Linked DNA regions of Homo sapiens: region 1 is linked to region 2. The links are chromatin contacts, found by Hi-C or POLR2A ChIA-PET in ENCODE. All regions are on one chromosome and are shown on one strand. The core of a region is the stretch at or near the end of the contact, and the rest is flanking DNA. Distances in the headings are between cores, read along the strand shown. Region 1 has its middle 35 kb from the start of TRK-TTT2-1. Region 2 has its middle 22 kb from the start of TRK-TTT2-1.

Region 1 (5,885 bases), core at 907-3,406, 57 kb before region 2:
GAGAAAAGGAGGAATTGATTTGTGGTGTTAACACCAATTCAAAAACTCATAATAAAAGAGCATTTCATTTAAAGCCAGTGAGATAATTCCATCACCTCTGAGCTGTGTGGCAATGAACAAGTCATTTAACTTCTCTAAATCACAGTTTCTTCTTTCATTTAATAGCAATGCTGTCTTCAGTACATACTTTAAAGAGTTATAATGAAGCAAAATAGAGTTAATGAATTTGAAAGCACTTTGTAAACAGTAAAAGATAGCTGTTGTTGCTATTAAGACTGGGAATCTGGCTGGGTGCAGTGGCTCATGCCTGTAATCCCAGCACTTTGGGAGGCCGAAGCGGGAGGACCACTTGAGGTCAGGTGTTCGAGACCAGCCTGGTCAACATGGTGAAACCCCATCTCTACTAAAAATACAAAAAATTAGCCAGGTGTGGTGGCAGGCACCTGTAATTCCAGCTACTTGGGAGGCTGAGGCATGAGAATCACTTGAAACCAGGAGGCAGAGGTTGTAGTGAGCCGAGATCGCACACTGCACTCCAACCTCGGTGATACAGTGAAACTCAGTCTCAAACAAACAAAAAAGACTGGGAATCAAACTTTAAATTGTACTTTAGTGTGCCTATAGTTAGATCATGGTTTTGTGCCATATAATGATATTTTAGTCTGACAAAACTTGCAAGACAATTATCATGGGTTTATGTCCCAAGTGGACAAAGAAAAATGCAACTCAGTCGTTATCCTTAAGGAGCTCACAGCTTAGTGGAGGAGACCATCATGAAATTAGAAATTATAACACCAGCAGTATTAACTAGTAATGGAAAACCGTATAAATGAGTGGCAGGAAGTCACAAAGGAGGAAGAGTTACTCTGCTGAACAAGTCACAGACTTGAGAGGGGAGTGATATTTGAACTGAGCCATAAAGGATAATAGACACTTGCCAGATGAAAACAGAAAAGGCTTTGGGTGCTTAAAAGTTTGCATAAGTAATACTAAATAGTAATTTAAATATAACTGCACATATTTTTTTCAACTTTCTTTTTACATTCAATGTTATTTTTTAAAATGTACCCATCTAGTTATATGATGGATTCACAAGTGTCTATGTGTTTTCTAGTTGTTTCCTATGTTTGAAATGTGCCATAATTTAAATTATTTTATTTAAGGAAACAAAGAACGATGCCTGGCTACCACAAAGGATCTGAAGTGGTGGGAGGTGGATTTTGGTAGGTCTGAACCAGATCGAGACAGATGTTACATGTTGGCATGAGGAATTTGTATTTCATCGTTTGAACAAAAGAGATTAACATTTAATTATTAAATAGGATCGAAATGATTTTTGTTGTCACTGTTGTTGTCAGAAAGCTAAGTCAAGTGGTAGCACAGAATGAATAAATTTGCTGCAACCAGTAGAGACTTGAACCATTCTTACCCTTTGCTTGCTGTTTCCATGAACAATGCCCTCTAGATTCTAAGAGTAAACCAGACAAGGAAAGATCATCAGAATCTGGGAGACCAAGCATGCTTAAGCCGGTGTCGGTGCTTTCAAGGCCAGTGTACAAAGTGCCAGCCAACATGGTCAAAAGTCCTCTGCCTCATATCAAGGTGGGAGGAGGAGAGAACCAAGCCAGGCATACAGAAATATTTTGTATTCACTTTTGTTTTCCCCAGCTTTACCAATAAGTCATCTTTGCACCACCTTGTACCACATGAGGTCCCAGCCTCAGCCCCAGGATTGAAGGCCAATTGTGTGTTGCTGTGACAGCAAGTATTTAAAAGGAAAATAAAGAAGCGACAAGCTGCGACATGCTATCATTAAGCAATCATAACTTCCTCCCCATATTACGACAATAGATGTCACTCTCTCATCTGGAAGGCAGGCCACGTATAGAAACACCATGTCACAAAGCTTTTCAGACAAAGACGTAGTGGGGGTGAGTTCATTGGGTGCAGAATAGAATATTTTGATGGGTTGCATCCAACCCATTTCCCACCCCCCAACTCCTACATGCTCTGATAAAAGTCAGATCTGTAAAGAACTTCAAAGGCTCCCCAGTCTGACAAACAGTAATAAAACAAGAAATCGAAAAAAAAAAAAAATCTGCCAAAGTGCTTGGAGGAAGCGGAGCTGCCAAGTGCTATGATGGTTCTGTTTTAGTAATCAGCAGACTAACTGCAGGGCACTTCCTCCTAGCGGGAAGCCGAGTCTGGGCTGTCAACTGTGAAGGAGTACAGAAAGGTCAGGCAGCAAAGGGATTCTAAAGGCCTGGAATAAGCGATTGCACATTCTTTCTGGTGATTTTTCTTCTAGTCCACATCCCACCCCAAGCCCACAGCCTGCTTCATCCCAACTGCAATCTCAACTACTCCCTCACCTCCTTCTTCCAAAGAGAAAGATGTGAAAAAGCAAAATCAGTCAGTCTGATCTCACCTTCCCTTCCCTCCATTTAATGGAGGGTTGGGGGTTGGGGAGAGCATGCAACAAGGAAATAGCTCTGGAATCCAGAACATCTGGCTTCTATTCAGACCCAATCACCAACCTTGGGAGCATATTGAAAGCATTTGGCTGTCTCAACAGTCTAAAAGAAGCTATTTATTTCAGACTCAACAACCAGCCCAACCATATGCTTCCATTTGGAAACAATTGGAGGTAAGACAGAGTTTCTTTTTCTTTTCCTTTTTTTTAAGGAGGAAGGTGGAAATAACACAGGACTTTGAGTCAGAGAACTGACCTGCATTCCACTCACTCATCTGCCACTTGCTTGTGTGTGACTTTATTTGACTTCTTACTCTCTCTGCAAATTTAATTACTAAGCTATCAAGCCATGATTAAACTCCCCTCTCATGGAGTTCTTGAGAGGATTAAAAGCACAGGGTATCATAAGAACGTACTGTAGTGCCTGGTATATGATTCCTTCTCTCCTCAGACAAACCACTTACCCATAATTTATTCATTGGGCATCAAAGAACCTATCTGTCTTGTCTGTACCTCCCATGGTACTGCAATAATCAGATGAATAGTGTACGCCTAAGTGTTTGGTAATTTTAAAGTGCCTTGCAGATATGAAGGATTGCAGTTGGGATCATTATTACACCAATAATGTGTAATAATGTGTCAAAGCCAAAGCTTTGATTCCTAAAACCAATCCAGGAAAAACTGTTAATGAAAAGTTTCTAGATGACCACCAGCCATTTATTTGTCCAGGTTGATGACTAATGCTGGTGAGAATTCTTTCCATCTCTTCACCTCTATGGTTTAGTCCACTCCCTAGGTGCTTTCAATCCCAGGTAAAGGTAGAACCTGAGGCTCCATTACTTTGGCAATTAGTGGAGCCCCTTTTATTTCTATAAGCTCGGCATCATTTCCAGGACATTTCTAAACTATCAGGCCTCACTTCTCTCATCTCTAAGACTAGGAATCTCTAAACTGTAAGAATAAGAGCTATCTACATAGTAGTTCATAATTTATAAGACACTTTCACAAATGTACTCCTACCTGCTCCATACAATCACCCTGTGATTGTGTCTAACATTTCAGATGAGGAACTGAGGCTCAGACACTTAGGTGAGCCCAGGGCTCCTTGCTCAAAATCCTCGCTTTCTATCACAGCTTCCAAGCAAGGCAGCATAAGGGAATCCCAGAACAGGAAAGTAACCAGTAGGAACCAATATTAGGTCCTCAGGAACCTTGGAAGACACTAGGAAGCACAGATATTCAGTGAAGACCTCATGTGACCTCAGAAAAAAAACCCTCCCAACTGAGGATTTTGGCCAGGTGAAATTATTCCCCTGTCCAATCCATACTAAACCTTTCACCCGAAACAGAAGATATCACTTCTTAAAATTGTGGAGGATGAAGCAGTCCTACTTAGAAATATCTGGTCTCCAGATTCAGCTGCAATGCCCCGTATTCAACCCCCAGATCTCTTCACATTTCTGGTTCTGTCTTCCAGCTTGGGTCTCAATTTGCCCATGACACCAAGTGGATCTGTTGACTGACCATGTGCCCCTGAACCAGCTCATGCCTCAGCTAGGCAGTTTCAGGGTCTCCTACCAGGTAACCAATCAAGCTTTCTGGAAGGACTTTTAGAGTCATGAAAGTGTCGTTGGAGTCCACTATGACTTTTAGCTAAGTGGAAAAAGCAAAATAAGAAAGTATTTCTTCACCTTAATTTAACTTAGATGCTGGCCTCTCTAGGAGGCCTTTTTTGAATGCTCCTCTTCCCCTGCAGTGCCCTCCCAGTCTGTGTTAGATGCCACTCCTATGTCCTCCGTGGTGCTTTTCACTTTCCTCCAAGACAGCACTCAATGAGTACTGTAATTGTGTGCACATTTATCTACCACTGCTTCTAACTTGTGAAACATGTATTCTCTCTTTTACTGCTAAGTCCATGGTACCTGTTGCAATGTCTTTAACATGATAGGTATTCAGTAATGAATGAACTAGGTAAAAAAATGTATCTGTAAAGACAGAGCTATAATAGGACACAGAAAAATGGAAAGTTCCATACAATGCTGATATGAAGTGATTTTGTTTTCTTTTTGTGATTTGAAATATTATTTATGCTGCTCCAAAGAAAAATAAGATAAACTTCTAAAAAATTTTTTTAATTAAACTTTTAAGTTCAGAGGTACATGTGCAGATTTGTTACATAGGTAAACTTGTGTCATGGGGGTTTGTTGTACAGATTACTTCATCACCCAGGTATCAAGCCCAGTACTCATTAGTTATTTTTCCTGATTCCTCCACCCTCTACCCTCTGATAGGCCCCAGTGTGTGTTGTTCCCCTCTATGTGTCCATGTGATCATGTGTTCTCATCATTTAGCTCCCATTTATAAGTGAGAACATGTGGTATTTGGTTTTCTGTTCCTGTGTTAGTTTGCTAAGGATTTTAGCCTACAGCTCTATCCACATTCCCACAAAAGACATGATCTCATTATTTTTAATGGCTACATAGTATTCCATGGCATGTACCACGTCTTCTTTATCCAGTCTACCATTGATGAGCATTTAGGTTGATTCCATGTTTTTGCTATTGTGAATAGTGCTTCAGTGAACATACATGTGCATGTGTCTGTATTGTAGAATGATTTATATTCCTCTGAGTATATACCCATTAATGGGATTGCTAAGTTGTATGGTATTTCTCTTTTTAGGTCTTTGAGGAATTACCACACCATCTTCCACAATGTTTGAAATAATTTATAGTCCCAAAAACAGTGTATAAGCATTCCTTTTCTTCAGCAACCTCACCAGAATCTGTTATTTTTTTTTTTTTACTTTAATAATAGCCATTCTGACTGGCATGAGATGGTATCTCACTGTGGTTTTGATTTACACTTCTCTAATGGTCAGTGATGTTGATCTTTTTTTCATATTATTGTTGACCATATGTATGGCTTCTTTTGAAAAGTGTCTGTTCATGTTCTTTGTTTACTTTTTAGTGGGGTTGTTTGCATTTTTCTTCTAAATTTGTTTTAAGTTCCTTAAAGATGCTAGATATTAGGTCTTTGTCAGATGCATAGTTTGCAAAAATTTTCTCCCATTCTGTAGGTTGTCTCTTCACTCTGTTGACAGTTTCTTTTGCTGTGCAGAAGCTCTTTAGTTTAATTAGATCCCATTTGTCAATTTTTGCTTTCATTGCAATTGCTTTTGGCATCTATATCATGAAATCTTTGCCTGTTCCTATGTCCAGAATGGTATTGCCTAGGTTATTTTCCAGGGTTTTTATATTTAAGTCTTTAATCTATCTTTAGTTAATTTTTGTATATGGTGTAAGGAAAGGGTCTGGTTTCAATCTTCCGCATATGACTAGCCAGCTATCACAGCATCATTTATTGAATAAGGAGTCCTTTCTCCATTGCTTGTTTTTGTCATGTTTGTTGA
Region 2 (5,715 bases), core at 716-3,215:
GTGCCCAGCCGTACCTTTTTATTTGTTAAAAAAAAAAAACAAGGAATGCTTCACAAATTTGTGTGTCATCCTTGCACAGGGGCCATGCTAATCTTCTCTGTAGTGTTCCAATTTTAGTATACGTGCTGCTGAAGCACATTATGCACTTTATAAGGACACACATACCAAGTGGTAGGTGCCCAAGCTTAATTTGTACAATCAACAGAGACAACCTAAGAAACACGCAGCCCTCAGGAAAGTGCTGTGATGACGCTGAAATCAGGCAATGGCCTCCCAAGCCAGGAAAAGATGAAACAAATGTGAGAGGCCAGTAAGAATCCGCAAGACTCAGAAAAAAGTGAAATAATGGCAATTTTTAATAAAATATTTGCTTTAAAATGGGCCCTAAAGGCCATTTTGAATACATTGAATACAGTGCTTTAACTCCAAGTCCCTATGCTGAAATATTTCAGAGTTCTCAGATATTTATAAAATATTTGCATGAAGTCTTTTAGACCAGTGGTTCTCAAATATCAATCCTTAGACCACTACCGAAACTTGATAAATTTTTCACCCCTTTATAACAGAATTATAAAAATAAGAAAGATGTAATAATCATTCCATTAAGCTAAATATTCAATTAAAAGGGTTGTCCTTTTTTTCTCTCTCTCAGGGGGAAAAAAAAACAACACTTTCTCGTTCGCTTTTGGAGCTTCCATACACAAGCTCTTTGGAAGTTATTGCCCTTTAGAGGTAAGAGGACGCCAAACATAGATGCAATTTTTTAAAATATTAGCAAAAGAAAAAGCTGGCAACCATGCATTGTCTTTATTTATTTATTCGGGCTGTTAGATATAAGTTCTAAATTTCTCTTCAAAGAATCAATATGTCAGTATGTTCAATTCTTTGCCTTCTACTTTTAAACTTAACTTCCTCGTAAAGCAACCTTTTTCGATTATCTACTCCACCCTGACTCATTCCGATCACCTGCTCCACCCTGACTTATTCAGATTACCTGCTACCTGCTGCTCTCTGACTCATTCTCCGCCCTGCATAACCATTTTTTTTCCCCGCCAAACCACTCACCCCGTTACTCTCTTTAAATTAACCAATCGGAATTAGTTTAGCCTGTGCGGTCTAACCCTAGCCAATAGGGGAAGGACACAGCAGCAGGGGCCACGTGCGACCGGGATAAGAACCCCTTCCCATCCCTTGTCCAAGTGTGCGCTCACCATTGCTCTGTCTGTAAGGGCACACCCTTCTATAGAAGTACCTTGCCTTGCTGAGAATTAAAAGAAAATTTTATATTCGAGTGCTATTTCTTTTGCGGCACCGAAACTTTATATATAACAGGGATTTTATTGGCTTTTTTGCTTGCTAGTTTGATAGTTCTCTCGTTTTGCTTAATAATTCATAAAAATCTTGATCCAGGTGAGGTGTGGAAAAAATTTAAAATGTTAAAATCTTGGGAGCCCTGCAATTCGGTTTGCAAGCTGCAGGTGCCCCTTTGTCCACCAGATGGCAGGGCAGCTCTGCAGGTAACTTCTGGCGCCGTCTGCTGCTGCCTCCGCCTCTGCCTCTGCCCTGGGAAAGCAGCGCCAGTTCATCTTTCAAAGAATACGTCCCTTCTTGTCTTTAGGGTTTTTCCCCCAAAGAATATTTTCAGCAGAAGTATTTTACATCTCAGTCTAGAGATGAACTTCCCCAAGAGTGTTGTGTGTAGGCTTGCCGGTTTTTTTTTAAATTATTATTATTCACTATAAATCTTTATTAATAAAGATTTAACAAGGACCTAACCCAGCAGTTCAGAGGTACAGAAAGTCAATGTGTGGAAAGAAGACGGAACTGATCGGAAATGTTTATTCCTCTCCTAAATCACCACTGACAACGACAACCACACACACACACACACACACACACACACACACACACACACACAGCTGACGCTCAGAATGCGTAGGGACAGAGACACAGGGAGCAGGACAGGAAGCAAAGGGTAGTTATATATGGCCGAGAGGAACATGGTTCCTTAGTAAGTCTGGAAAATACAGTATTGCCACTCAGGAAAAACAAAGAGGCGCGCCATACTGCCACCCAGTGGTGTGAACTGTTTCTTTCCAGACTTAATGCAAACAAAACCCTTCTTTTTATGCTTCTGATGGTGGCTGAGATCTTCCTCTCAAAGAACTACATTACACAGTACTGCTTGCTCCTACCAGTACCTGACACGGGTGTCAGGCCCAACCACGTGCTCGGTGTATTCATAGACCTTAGTCACGGAAGCACAGTCTTGTCCGGATGCACAGCATGTGAGCACTTGCTCTCCAAACTTACCATCTTCCAGCTCCGGTTAATACAGCAGACCATTCATGCGTCTAGGAACCAAAGAATTACCCTAGGGCCCTGCTATTATTTGGGCAAGAGACTCATAATGACCTTACTTGACTGGCTGCATAAAAAGTCCCAAATCTTCCTGCCATTCCTTTCTCGTCTTGGCCTCTGGGCCGGGAGCACAAAGCCTAGGAAAGGACCCAGGGACAGAAAAAGGAAATATCGAGGTACTGTTTTCCCCCTACCTCCTCAGCTTGGCCTAAGGAAATTTTCAGAGTAACTGAGCTAAGCTCCAGCATCCTCTTCTCTTCTGATATGGTTAGACTTTGTGTCCCCAACCAAATCTCATCTTTTTTTTTTTCTTTTCAGCCACTCAGAGAGATATGTATAACCTCTCTCTTTTTTTTATTTTTATTTTACTTTAAGTTCTGGGATACATGTGCAGAACATGCAGGTTTGTTACATAGGTATACATGTGCCATGGTGGTTTGCTGCACCTATCAATCCATCATCTAGGTTTTAAGCCCCGCATGCATTAGGTATTTGTCCTAATGCTCTCCCTCCCCTTGCCCCCCACCTCCTGACAGCCATGGGTGTGTGATGTTCCCCTCCTTGTGTCCATGTATTCTCATTGTTCAGCTCCCACGTATGAGTCAGAAGATGCCCTGTTTGGTTTTCTGTTCCTGTGTTAGTTTGCTGAGAATGATGGTTTCCAGCTTCATTCATGCCCCTGCAAAGGATATGAACTCATTCTTTTTTAAGGCTGTATAGTATTCCATGGTATATATGTGCCACATTTTCTTTATCCAGTCTATCATTGATGGACATTTGGGTTGGTTCCAAGTCTTTGCTATTGCAAATAGTGCTGCAATAAACATACATGTGCATGTGTCTTTATAGTAGAATGATATATAATCCTTTGGGTATATACCCAGTAGTGGGATTGCTGGATCAAAGGGTATTCCTTGTTCCAGACCCTTGAGGAATTGCCACACTGTCTTCCACAATGGTTGAACTAATTTACACTCCCACCAACAGTGTAAAAGCATTTTTGTATCTCCATATCCTCACCAGCATCTGTTGTTTTCTGACTTTTTAATGATCACCATTCTAACTGGCATGAGATGGTATCTCATTGTGGTTTTAATTTACATTTCTCAAATGACCAGTGATGATGAGCTTTTTTTCATATGTTCGTTGGCCGCATAAATGTCTTCTTTTGAGAATTGTCTATTTATATCTTTGCCCACTTTTTGATAGGGTTGTTTGTTTTTTTCTTGTAAATTTGTTTAAGTTCCTTGTAGATTCTGGATATTAGACCTTTGTCAGATGGATAGATTGCAAAAATTTTCTTCCATTCTCTAGGTTGCCTGTTCACTCTGATAATAGTTTCTTTTGCTGTACAGAAGGTCTTTAGTTATATTAGATCCCATATGTCAATTTTGGCTTCTGTTCCAATTGCTTTTGGTGTTTTTGTCATGAAGTCTTTGCCCATGCCTATGTCCTGAATGGTATTGCCTAGGTTTTCTTCTAGGGTTTTTATGGTTTTAGGTTTTACATTTTAGTCTTTAATCCATCTTGAGTTAACTTTTGTATAAGGTGTAAGGAAGGGGTCCAGTTTCAGTTTTCTGCATATAGCTAGCCAGTTTTCCCAGCACCATTTATTAAATAGGTGCTGGGAAAACACCTATTAAATTATTTCACCATTGCTTGTTTTTGTCAGGTTTGTCAAAGATCAGATGGTTGTAGATGTGTGGTGTTATTTCTGAGGCTTCTATTCTATTCCATTGATGTATATATCTGTTTTGGTACCAGTACCATGCTGTTTTGGTTACTATAGCCTTGTAGTATAGTTTGAAGTCAGGTAGGGTGATGCCTCCAGCTTTGTTCTTTTTGCTTAGGATTGTCTTGGCTATTTGGGCTCTTTTTTGGTTCCATATGAAATGTAAAGTAGTTTTTTCTAATTCTGTGAAAAAAAAAGTCAATGGTAGCTTGATGAGAATAGCAATGAATCTATAAATTACTTTGGGATGTATGGTAATTTTCATGATACTGATTCTTCTTATCCATGAGCATGGAATGGTTTTCCATTTGTTTGTGTCCTCTCTTATTTCTTTGAGCAGTGGTTTGTAGTTCTCCTTGAAGAGGTCCTTCACGTCCCTTGTAAGTTGTATTCCTAGGTATTTTATTCTCTTTGTAGCAATTGTGAATGGGAGTTCACTCATACCAAATCTCATCTTGAATTGTAGTCCCCATGATTCTTACATGTCAAGGGAGAGACCACGTGGAGGTAATTGGATCATGGGGGCAGTTTCCCCCATGCTGTTCTTGTGATAGTGAGTTCTCATGAGATCTGATGTCTTTGTCAGTGTTTGGTAGTTCCTCCTGCACTCATTCTCCTTCCTGCCGCCTTGTGAAGAAGGTGCCTTGCTTCCCTTTCCCTTCCACCATGATTGTAAGTTTCCTGAGGCCTCCCCAGCCATGCTGAACTATGAGTCAGTTAAACCTCTTTGCTTTATAAATTACCCAGTCTCAGGCAGTTCTTTATCAGTGTGAAAATGGTCTAATACACCTTCCTCTTGTGTTTTTCTTCTGCTTCCCAGAGCACCTCTCTTCTAAACTGGGGAATTTGACAATCCTGAGTTCAAATTCAGATGAACTCCCCCGATAGCTGGGTGACATTATACATGATGAGATTTCTTGACCTGATTTCTCATCTTTAACATGAAGATACTAGAACCTCACCAGTGCCTCTTGAGGGGCTTCATCCTCTCAAGTCTAATCTTTTCATAAAAAATACCCCCATACTTCCAAATTGCATGCTCCATTCCTGCATTCCAATCAAAACTCACTTTTCTTCAATACCAGGCTATGTCAGTTTTCAAGAAAGCTAGTTCATTGAATTAATTTACAGTAATATGAAAATGATTAATAACAGCATCTTCTTCCTAGGGTCATATAATCCCATCACAATTGTAGAACTACCACCAGGCATGGTGGCTCACACCTGTAATCCCAGCACTTTGGGAAACCAAGGCGGGTGGATCACCTGAGGTCAGGAGTTTGAGACCAGCCTGGCCAACATGGTGAAACCCTGTCTCTACTAAAACAATACAAAAATTAGCTGGGCGTGGTAGCAGGCAGCTGTAATCCCAGCTACTCAGGAGGCTGAGGTAGGAGAATCACTTGAACCTGGGAGGCAGAAGTCGCAGTGAGCCGAGATCGAGCCATTGCACTCCAGCCTGGGTGACAAGAGCAAAAGTCCATCTCAAAAAAAAAAAAAAAGAATTGTACAACTACTGAACGTTAGAAGGGGGTGGCCCATACAGGTTATCTTGTTCCAATCCCATATTCTCCAGATGACTCATCTGAAGCCTGAAGACACTAAGCAGATGGCCCGAGCCA

What was found. A loop is a pair of places that touch in the nucleus more often than their neighbours do. ChIA-PET counts read pairs that join two places held with the same protein, here RNA polymerase II (POLR2A).
Region 1: a map of A673 shows a loop between it and region 2 (5-fold over the local background). The contact joins two enhancer-like sites. A Hi-C loop is called at or near these places in 2 of 168 maps with a recorded cell type or tissue (A673 and endothelial cell of hepatic sinusoid). POLR2A ChIA-PET finds 5 or more read pairs at or near these places in 2 of 52 experiments (HEK293 and naive thymus-derived CD4-positive, alpha-beta T cell).

Annotation. Positions count from the first base shown.
Region 1 is chr11:122,522,200-122,528,084 of GRCh38, forward strand. No RefSeq gene overlaps it. Among named protein-coding and RNA genes, the nearest start is that of TRK-TTT2-1, 35 kb to the right of the region's middle. Within about 2 kb of position 2,157, at least 3 of the 41 ENCODE cell types and tissues checked have a DNase peak (open chromatin) inside an H3K27ac peak, as active enhancers do; they include A673, where a contact is called at or near this core.
Region 2 is chr11:122,579,171-122,584,885 of GRCh38, forward strand. It overlaps the pseudogene RNU6-592P. Among named protein-coding and RNA genes, the nearest start is that of TRK-TTT2-1, 22 kb to the left of the region's middle. Within about 2 kb of position 1,966, at least 35 of the 41 ENCODE cell types and tissues checked have a DNase peak (open chromatin) inside an H3K27ac peak, as active enhancers do; they include A673, where a contact is called at or near this core.